Linked DNA regions of Homo sapiens: region 2 is linked to region 1. Evidence: read pairs that join two places in POLR2A ChIA-PET (ENCODE). Cell type or tissue: PC-3. All regions are shown on one strand. Each heading gives the region's core, and the rest is flanking DNA. Links, peaks and the distances in the headings are about the cores only.

The links. ChIA-PET counts read pairs that join two places held together with the same protein. Peaks named below come from ENCODE experiments on the same cell type or tissue, not always from the same donor. Only the 100,000 strongest peaks of a DNase experiment are listed, where the experiment ranks them.
Region 2: POLR2A ChIA-PET joins it to region 1 with 11 read pairs; 3 of 35 experiments call an interaction of 5 or more read pairs at or near these places.

What each region holds. Positions count from the first base shown.
Region 1 is chr16:30,607,933-30,613,300 of GRCh38, reverse strand. ZNF689 (zinc finger protein 689) reads left to right here and starts at 2,912. Exons shown (of 3, transcript NM_138447.3): 1 at 2,912-3,464; 2 at 3,663-3,776. The coding sequence starts at 3,260. LOC124903678 (a long non-coding RNA gene) reads right to left here and starts at 2,827. Exons shown (of 2, transcript XR_007065051.1): 1 at 2,538-2,827. RefSeq lists an enhancer at 1,916-2,885 and a silencer at 3,173-3,222. In PC-3, for the core only: a CTCF peak has its summit at 3,241; a DNase peak (open chromatin) is centred at 2,850; H3K4me3 peaks cover 1,818 bases; H3K27ac peaks cover 585 bases.
Region 2 is chr16:30,178,636-30,183,183 of GRCh38, reverse strand. No RefSeq gene overlaps it. Among named protein-coding and RNA genes, the nearest start is that of CORO1A, 2.7 kb to the left of the region's middle. RefSeq lists an enhancer at 720-829. In PC-3, for the core only: no CTCF peak of the experiment used is centred there; no DNase peak of the experiment used is centred there; H3K4me3 peaks cover 423 bases.

The DNA of each region.
Region 1 (5,368 bases), core at 683-4,682:
GAACAAGAGCAAAACTCCGTCTCAAAACAAAACAAAACAAAACAAAACAGAAAACAATTCTCATGCCTCAGCCTCCCAAGTAGCAGGGACTATAGGCATGTGCCACCAAGCCCGGCTAATTTTTGTATTTTTAGTAGAGACAGGGTTTTGCCATGTTGGCCAGGCTGGTCTTGAACTCCTGGCCTCACGTGATCCACCCACCTCGGCCTCCCAAACTGCTGGGATTACAGGTGTGAGCCACTGCTCCCGGCCTCATTGCCTTCTAATTTTGTGACTTTTCCTGCCACATTGTTTGTCTTTATTCCTTGAAAGCTTTGAGGTTAGTGTTTTGCCCATAGTATATGCTTTACAATATTGATTAAAGGGTTAGAGAGATAGATGTGCATGTCACTAGCTAAGAGACATGGCAAATGGTGTATTCTCCTGCTCGCAGGACCCTTGGGGGTGGCATTGAGCTGGTGAAACTCTGCAGTATAACACATACATAGAAGTAGGGGCTAGGGCGGGCGTGGTGGCTCATGCCTGTAATCCCAGCACTTTGGGAGGCAGAGGTGGTTGGATCATGAGGTCAGGAGTTCGAGACCAGCCTGGCCAAGATGGTGAAATCCCGTCTCTACTAAAAATACAAAAATTAGCCGAGCAAAGTGGCGGGTGCCTGTAATCTCAGCTACTCGGGAGGCTGAGGCAGGAGAATCACTTGAACCCGGGAGGCCAAGGTTGCAGTGAGCCGAGTTTGCACCACTGCACTCTAGCCTGGGCAACAGAGCAAGACTCCGTCTAAAAAAAAAAAAAAAAAGGGCTGGGCACAGTGGCTCACGCCTGTAATCCCAGCACTTTGGGAGGCTGAGACGGGTGGATCACGAGGTCAGGAGATCAAGACCATCCTGGCTAACATGGTGAAACCCCGTCTCTACTAAAAATACAAAAAATTAGCTGGGCGTGGTGGCGGGCGCCTGTAGTCCCAGCTACCCGGGAGGCTGAGGCAGGAGAATGGCGTGAGCCCGGGAGGCGGAGCTTGCAGTGAGCCGAGATGGCGCCACTGCCCTCCAGCCTGGGTGACAGAGCGAGACTCCGTCTCAAAAAAAAAAAAAAAAAAAAAATGTGGAGGCTAATGGGGTGGGTGCTGGCTTGTTCCATCAGCAATTTTCAGTTCAGTGCCTTTCACATACATGCTTGTATCATTCTGTTATGATTCATTGTGAATTTATATGCTTTACTAGACTGTAAGCTCCATTCAAAGCATGGCCTATGACTTATTTATGTACGCTCTCCCAATTGCCTAGCACTATGCTTTGTACGTTGAACAAATGTCACGTGAAAATAATGTAGGGAGATTATGCAGAATATTGAACTTGAGAAGAAAACAAGAGCTCAGGTGGATTCCTGGTTTAGCAAGCAAATTAGGATACTGTGAAGGAAGGATGCCTATCAGTGGTATGAATAAAGGCTCTGTCTGCCCCAGGTTTAAATCTTTATTCCCCACTCCTTACTAGCAGTATGGCCCTGGAAACTCATGGAATCCCTCTGAGATCGTTTCTTCATTAGTAGAACCAGGATGATAACCATTGGTTCACAAAATGCTAGTAAAGAATTAATAACGGGCTGGGTGTGGTGGCTCACTCCTGTAATCCCAGCACTTTGGGAGACCGAGGTGGGCGGATTGCTTGAGCTCAGGAGTTCGAGACCAGCCTGGGAAACATGGCGAAACACCGTCTCTACCAAAAATACAAAAAATTAGCAGAGCACTGTGGGTGCATGCCTTCACTCCAGCCTGGGCAACGGAATGAGACCCAGTCTCAAAAAAAAAAAGCGAATAACTAATGGCTCCGGTGCTGTGGCTTATGCCAGTAATCCCAGCCCTTTGGGAGGACGAGGCAGGAGGATCACTTAGCCTAAGGGTTCGAGACCAGCCTGGGCAACACAGGGAAACCCTGACTCAACAAATAACATAAAAAATTAGCCAGGCGTGGTAGTGCACACCAGTAGTCCCAGTTACTCTGAAGGCTGAGGCAGGACGATTGCTTGAGCCCAGGAGTTAGAGGCTGCAGTGAGCTGAGATTGCACTACTGCATTCCATCCCGCCCGGGTAACAGAGTGAGACCCTGTCTCAAAAAAATAAAAATAAGGCCGGGCATAGTGGCTCACGCCTGTAATCCTAGCACTTCGTGGGGCCGAGGTGGGTGAATCACTTGAGGTCAGAAGTTCGAGACCAGCCTGGCTAACATGGTGAAACCCCATCTCTGCTAATAAATATGAATATTAGTCAGGAGTGGTGGCACGCGCCTGTAATCTCACTTACTCGGGAGGCTGAGGCAGGAGAATCGCTTGAACGTGGGAGGTGGAAGCTGCAGTGAGCCGAGATTTCGCCACTGCACTCCAGCCTGGGCGACAGAGCACGACTCTGTCTCAAAAATAAATAAATAAAATAAAAATAAAAAATAATAAAGATGAAATATGTAATATGCTGGGCATGGCGCCTGCCCCCAGGAAATGCTAACCATAATTCCCTCCCCTAAAGGGCAAACAAAGAAGATAACCATTCTCCAAAGTCAAGGATGCTCTGAGAACACCAGTAAAAGGAACTCAGGATAATCTCAGCTCTAACTCGGCCAGAGTGGCTCCATCGCTCAAATCGTTCCCTCCTTCAGTGATTGGCTGAGCCTGCCAGAGTCGAACAGCGGAAAGCAGCCCCGGGGCCTCTTGCTGCCCCCAGGTCGGTGCAAGTCGCTTCACAACTCCTTGTAGTCGCCTGATCCTAGCAGTCCAGCTTCCTGCCCTTATGCAGCTCTTGGCTTCGTTCAAACGGACCGCCTTTGCTAGCACCCAATCAGAACGCTCGATCTTCGGCTCTCGTCCAATGAACGCGCGTATTGGGGAGGGGAAAAAAGACGGCGTGAAGCCCAATCGCAGCGCCATTACACTTGAGGGCAAAGAGGTTAGGAAGCCGGCATGGCGCTCCGGTCAATAAAATCGATAGCTGGAAGCTGCCTGTGTTCCAGGCAAAGGCGGTGCGGTAGCAGCGCCGCCATTTTCCCCGAAGGCATCTTCCGGTGCCTTTCACCCAAGTTCGGGCAGGAGTTTCCTGAATAACAGCAAAAGGTTTCCGTTAGCCCCGCGGGCGACCAATTCCGATTCCCTCCGGGCCTCCCCGGCCACGCTCAGCCCTGGTCCGGCAGGGGCTCCTCGATCCCAGGGGCCGCCAGCGCCCGAGGGCCGAGGCCTGGACACGGAAGGCCGTGGCGCCGGCTTCTCGGGTCCCATGGCGCCACCTTCGGCTCCGCTCCCTGCGCAGGGACCAGGAAAGGCCAGACCCAGTCGGAAAAGGGGCAGGAGGCCGAGGGCTCTGAAGTTCGTGGACGTGGCCGTGTACTTCTCCCCGGAGGAGTGGGGCTGCCTGCGGCCCGCGCAGAGGGCCCTGTACCGGGACGTGATGCGGGAGACCTACGGTCACCTGGGCGCGCTCGGTGAGGCCGGCCCCATCCGCTGCCGCGGGGCGCGAAGGGATGCAGGAGCCGGAGAGGGTGTAGGCAGGGAGGCCACGGTCCTGGCAGGCGACCAGGTTGTCAGGGGAGGTGGGCAGGGGCTTAGCAGGAGGTGCCGTCGGGGAGATACTACTCGGCGTGATCTAGGAGCTGGCCTTCTGATTTGTTCTCTTTCCCCAGGGTGCGCAGGTCCCAAACCAGCCCTCATCTCCTGGTTGGAACGAAACACCGATGACTGGGAACCGGCTGCTCTAGATCCGCAGGAGTACCCGAGAGGGCTAACAGTCCAGAGAAGTGAGTGCTAAATAACCACGCAGAGCCTGCAGCCCTCCTATAACGTTCTACCTCTAACGGCTCTGTCCAGAGTTTTGGTTGGGCTAGGGGTGGGTGCCGCGTATTTAGTATATTCATCTTCCCAGCCTCTTGTGTCTGGTGGTGTGGGGCCGGTCCACCACACAGAGATTCCTATGTCAGTCTGCAAGCTGCAGTTTTCCACTGTGTGAATGAATCAGTGGGCTTATTCTTCGTCTTTTTTTTTTTTTTTTTTTTTTGTAGAAACATTGTCTTGCTCAGTTCGGTCTTGAACTTCTGGCCTCAAGCGATCCTCCTGCCTTGGCCTCCCAAAATGCAGGGGTTACTGGCGTGAGCCATTGCAGCCAGCCAGAATCAGTGAGCTTTTAACAGGTGCTACCCTCTGCCTCCTTTCCAGGATCTCTGCCTCTAGCCACCTTTGAGTTGGACCAAAGAGATCCTAAACTTCTCAGAGTTTTCTGGGTTTTGGTTGAAGGGAGCTCATGGGGAACAGCTGCCTGGGATGCAGGGGCCTCTTTCTGCTCTTACGGCAGGATGACCCTTATCAGCGAAGGACATACTGCAATCTCCTCAGAATCCAACAAGGCTCTGCTTAACCCCATTCAGGTAGAAGGGTCCCAGATCCACCCATAGTAGAAGATGGAGCTGTCTGGGCTGGAATTTCAGAGCCAGATTCTTCAAGACCAGGGATAGCTGTCCAAGATTCAGATCTGACCATGATATTTCCTTGCTTAAAACTTTTCAGTTAATTTTTGCCAAGGTTGTTAAATGGCCATTGGTTATATCTAAATCACTTGGGGAACTTGGTAAAAACGCAGGTTCCAGGACCCCATCCCAGAGCTATTCATTCACTCGTGTGAATGTTTAGGAACTTCCATTTTTTAAATAGCCTCAGCTGATTCAGATGTGCATCTAGGTTTGAAAACCGGCCGGCTGGTGGCTCATGCCTGTAATCCCAGCACTTTGGGAGGCCGAGGTGGGTAGATCACTTGAGGTCCGGAGTTCAAGACCAGCCTGACCAACATCGTGAAACCCCGTCTCTACTAAAAAAATACAAAAATTAGCCGGGCACTATGGTGGGCGCCTGTAATTCCAGCTACTCAGGAGGCTGAGGCAGGGAGAATTGCTTGATCCTGGGAGGTGGAAGTTACAGTGAGCCGAGATCATGCCAGTGTACTCCAGCCTGGGTGCCACAGTGAGACTCCATCTTGGGGGAAAAAAAAAAAGAAAAGAAAACCATTGGGTAAAATACAGTCCAAGGTCTTTAACAATGCTAACAGCAGTGGTTCTCAAAGCGTGGTCTCAGACCAGAAGCAGCATTATTTGGAAACTTGTTAGAAATGCACATTCTTGGACCCTACCCCAGACCTGCTGAATCCAAAGCGGGCACTAGGGCCTGGCATTCTGTTTCAGTAAATCCTCCCAATGATTCTGATCACAGTGGAGTTTGAGAACCATTGGCTTAGAGGGCCTTTTGACCCAGTCACTGCTAGCTCATACCTCATAGGTTTCCATATCTTGCCTTACACTCTTTTGTGTGTGTGTGAGACGGAGTCTTGCTCTGTTGCCCAGGC
Region 2 (4,548 bases), core at 1-4,000, 430 kb after region 1:
CGAGGAGGAGCCCCGAGCGCGCTCCTGGACCCCCGGGACCTGGCTCTTGCCTGGCTCTGAGATCTAAGCATGGGTGGCCCCGGGAGTCGCTTCTCCTCCCTGGATCTCCTGGCTTCATCGGGAACACCCCTGCCCTCCTGCTGAAATAATCCGGCATCACGGGCACCTACTTCGTGCCAGGGGCTACAGGGTCGAGCAAGGCAGGCAAGCCAGGCAGGTTTCCGCCCCTGAAGAGCCCAGCCTGGGGGAAGGAGGAGGAGCCCACGGCCGCTCCAAGCCCTGGCTTTGGCGAAGGCTCGAGGGCAAGGAGGAATAGTTCCCACCCTTGGATTCAGAGAGGCTTCTGGAGGCAGCAACAGCGGGCAGGAAAGGCCTGCTCTAGAGTCAGACTATGTCATGAGTGCGACCGCAGCCTGTCACCTGCTGAGTGAGGTGTGGCCGCTACTTAGCCTTTCTCAGCCTCGGTTTCTCCCTCTGTAACAGTCATACCTGCCACGTAAGAGGTATGGGGATGATTACCTAAAATAACCCAAGGAAGTCAGTAAGGACCTCATCTAGAAAGTGGCGGGTGCTTAATAAACGTTAGCTCTCAGCCATGCGTAGTGACTCACGCCTGTAATCCCAGCACTTTGGGAGGCCAAGGCTGGCGGATCACCTGAGGTCAGGAGTTCGAGACCAGCCTGGCCAACATGGTAAAACCGCATCTCTACTAAAAATACAAAAATTAGCGTGGTGTAGTGATGCACCCCTGTAATCCCAGCTACTGAGGAGGCTAAGGCATGAGAATAGCTTGAACCCTGGAGGCAGAGGCTGCAGTGAGCCAAGATTGAGCCACTGTTATCACCCAGTCTTCTCTGGGTGAAAGAGCAAGACCGTCTCATTTTAAAAAAAGTTAGCTCTCATCATTCTTGTTTAAAAAGTATCTGGGCTGGGCCTGAAAGGATTAGGAAGAGCCAACAGGCAAGGCTAGAGGGGTGACCTGTAGGCTGAGGGACAGCCCTGTCGTGTGGAGAAGTTCAAGGAACAGCAAGGGACGGGTTCAAGTCCCACCTCTGCCACTGACTGGCTGTGCGATCTTGGCCAAGAGGGCTAATCTCTCTGAACCTCATTTTGTCATTGGTAAATGGGGAATTAATAAGATTTGAACTGCCCACCTCACAAAGTTATGAGGCTCTGGCCGGGCGCAGTGCCTCACGCCTGTAATCCCAGCACTTTGGGAGGCCAAGGCGGGCAGATCACGAGGTCAGGAGATGGAGACCATCCTGGCTAACATGGTGAAACCCCCTCTCTACTAAAAATACAAAAAATTAGCCAGGCATGGTGGCAGGCGCCTGTAGTCCCAGCTACTTGGGAGGCTGAGGCAGGAGAATGGTGTGAACCCAGGAGGCGGAGGTTGCAGTGAGCCGAGATCGTGGCACTACACTCCAGCCTGGGTGACAGAGCGAGACTCCATCTCAAAAAAAAAAAAAAAAAAAAATTACCCGGGCATGGTGGTGCATGCTTGTAATCCCAACTACTCTGGAGGCTGAGGCAGGAGAATTGCTTGAACCTGGGAGGCGGAGGTTGCAGTGAGCTGAGATGGCACTATTGCACTCCAGCCTGGGCAACAAGAGTGAAACTCCGTCTCAAAAAAAAAAAAATTAGCTGGGCATGGTGGTGTGCGCCTGTAGTCCCAGCTACTCGGGAGGCTGAGGCAGAAGAATCGCCTGAACCCAGGAGGCAGAGGTTGCAGTGAGCCAAGACTGTGCCATTGCACTCCAGCCTGGGCAACAGAGTAAGACTCCATCTCAACAACAACAAAAAAGTTACTAGGCTCAAATGAGACAATAAATCTGTAAATCTTTTATAGATTATTCAATTGTAAAAACCTTAGGGCTGTACTGTACTCAAAGGCCTGCGACTGGACGGGACTAGACCGAGATAAGGTGGGTACTCTGATGTGCCGTCTCCCACAGAAGTGACAGGAATAATAACTGGCTTTTATTGAGTGCCTACTATGTGCTGGGCACTGTTCTAGACACTATACTATGTTCATGTAATCCTCATAGCACCCCTGGGTAGCAAATACTATCTCCATTTTACAGATGCAGAAACTGAAGCACACACTGCCTTCAGCTCTGGAGGGCCTCATGTCCACCCACAGGACGAGGGCATTGGTGAAGGACCTGAAAACTAGGCTCCTGAAGGTGGCGAGCCTGACGGCCCTGGAGAGGGCAAGGTGCAGGCAGACAGTGCTGCTTTCAGAGGCCAAGTGGGCTGCAGCAGGGGAAGGGGTGGGCAGCCTTGGGGCTGCCACAAAGGTCAGGGGCAAGGCTGGTGGGTGGAGGTTCTGGGAAGCAGATGTCCATGCAGCATAAGAATTAGTTACAGCAGTGAGTGGGGAAGGCCCTGGCAAGGCTCTCCATGTTTGAGAGGGGGACAACCTTTTCAAAGGGTGTCCTTATAAGGGATGTCAGAGGGCATTTGCCCAGGAGCGGCGAGAATCACTTGAGCCTAGGAGTTTGAGACCAGTGTGGGCAGCATAGCAAGACCCCATCTCTTAAAAAAAAAAAAAATGAAATTAGCCAGCTGTGGTGGCATGTGCCTGTGTTCTCAGCTGCTTAGGAGGCTGAAGTGGGAGGTTCGCTTGAGCCCAGGAGTTCCAGGCTAACAGTGAGCTATGATTGCACCACTGCACTCCAGCCTGGGTGACAGAGGGAGACCCAGTTTCAATTAAAAGAAAAAAAAGGGGGACCTTTGCCTCTCTTGTTCCTGCTGGTTTAGCTCTTACCATTGCCTCTCTCTTTTTTTTTTTTTTTTTTTTTTTGAGACAGGGTCTCCCTCTGGCTGGGGTGCAATGGCACGATCACAGCTCACTGCAGCCTCAACCTCCCACGCTCAAGCGATCCTCCCATCCATCCTCAGAGCCTCCCGAGTACCTGGGACCAGAGGCACATGCCCAACACACCTAGCTAATTTTTTAAATTGTTGGTAGAGACGGGATCTCACTATGTGGCCTAGGTGGGTCTCGACCTCCTGGGCTCAAGCAATCCTCCTGCCTCAGCCTCCCAAAGTGGTGCAATTACAGGCATGAGCCACCGTGCCTGGTCCCGTCGCCTCTTTATTGGATTTTCTTTTGGGGAACCAACCTCTCCTCACAGGCACTCCATGAGGTTCAGGAGGGGACCTGGCGTATTCACATGGCCTGTGCTTCCCAACCAAAGCAACCTGTTTTCATTGGCTCAGGGATGGGCACTTGATTCATCTTGTGCCCAAGACTCACCTTGGAGCTGCTGTGAAAAAGATGCCCTCTCTCCACTGGGAGTTAGGAAGCTGATAGGATGTAAGCCCAGCACTGCTGGTGATATCTTGTTGGTATGCAGGAAAAGCTGGTCAGAGCAAGGTGCAGTGGCTCACGCCTGTAATCCCAGCACTTTGGGAGGCCGAGGCAGGCAGATCACCTGAGGCCAGGAGTTTGAGACCAGCCTGGCCAACATGGCAAAACCTGTCTCCACTAAAAATATAAAAAGTAGCCAGGCATGGTGGTGTGCACCTGTAGTCTCAGTTGCTTGGGAAGCTGAGGCAGGAGAATAGTTTGAACTGAGGAGGTGGGAGTTTTGGTAACCCGAGATCACGCCAGCCTGGACGACAGAGCAAGACTCTGTCTCAAAAAAAAAAAAACAAAAAACAAAAACAAAAAAAACAGCAAAAAGCTGGCTAGGATGGGTCTACACAGAGGCCTGAAGAGGCCAGATATGAAGAGACATATTCTTGAGATCATTTGAGTGTCTGGATCAAGCTGTGCCTGAAACCCTTAACTTTCCTGTTGTATAAGGCAATGCACTTCTTTTTCACGTAAGCCAAGAAGTATGAGTTGGATTCCTGGCACTTGCAGCTGAAAAAGTTCTGATTACACCTACCCTGGAGGGAGACAGGACCAGAGGCCCTTCCAAGGAGCCAGATACCTACAGTAGAGGTAGACTGAAGTGTTGGAATCAAATCATTACTCCTCTTTTTATTTTTATTATTTATTTATTTTTTTTTTTTTTGAGACAGAGTCTCACTGTCACCCAGGCTTGAGTACAGTGGTACAATCTCTGCTCACTGTGACCTGCGCCTCCTAGGTTCAAGCGATTCTCCTGACTCAGCCTCCCGAGTAGCTGGGATTACGGTGCATGCCACCTTGCCTGGCAAATTTTTGTATTTTTAGTAGAGAGGGGGTTTCACCATGTTGGCCAGGCTGGTCTTGAACTTCTGACCTCAGGTGATCTACCCACCTGGGCCTCCCAAAGTGCTGGGATTACAAGCGTGAACCACCATGCCCGGCCAAAGTCCAATGTCTTTAGCAAGGTTCACAGAGCTTCCCTAGTCTGTCTTGCCCAAAGGAGGCTGTGGAGCATGGTGGGGTCAGGCACCCCTGATAACCTTGGTTTCAGCATCTCCTTACTGTCCCTGGCCAGGTGCGTTTTCCTCATCTAGGACAGGTGCACAGTGGCCCTCACTTTATAGAGGATGAGGACTAATGGAAACTAGCTATAAATGCTGGGCACAGTGCCAGGAACCAGGCTG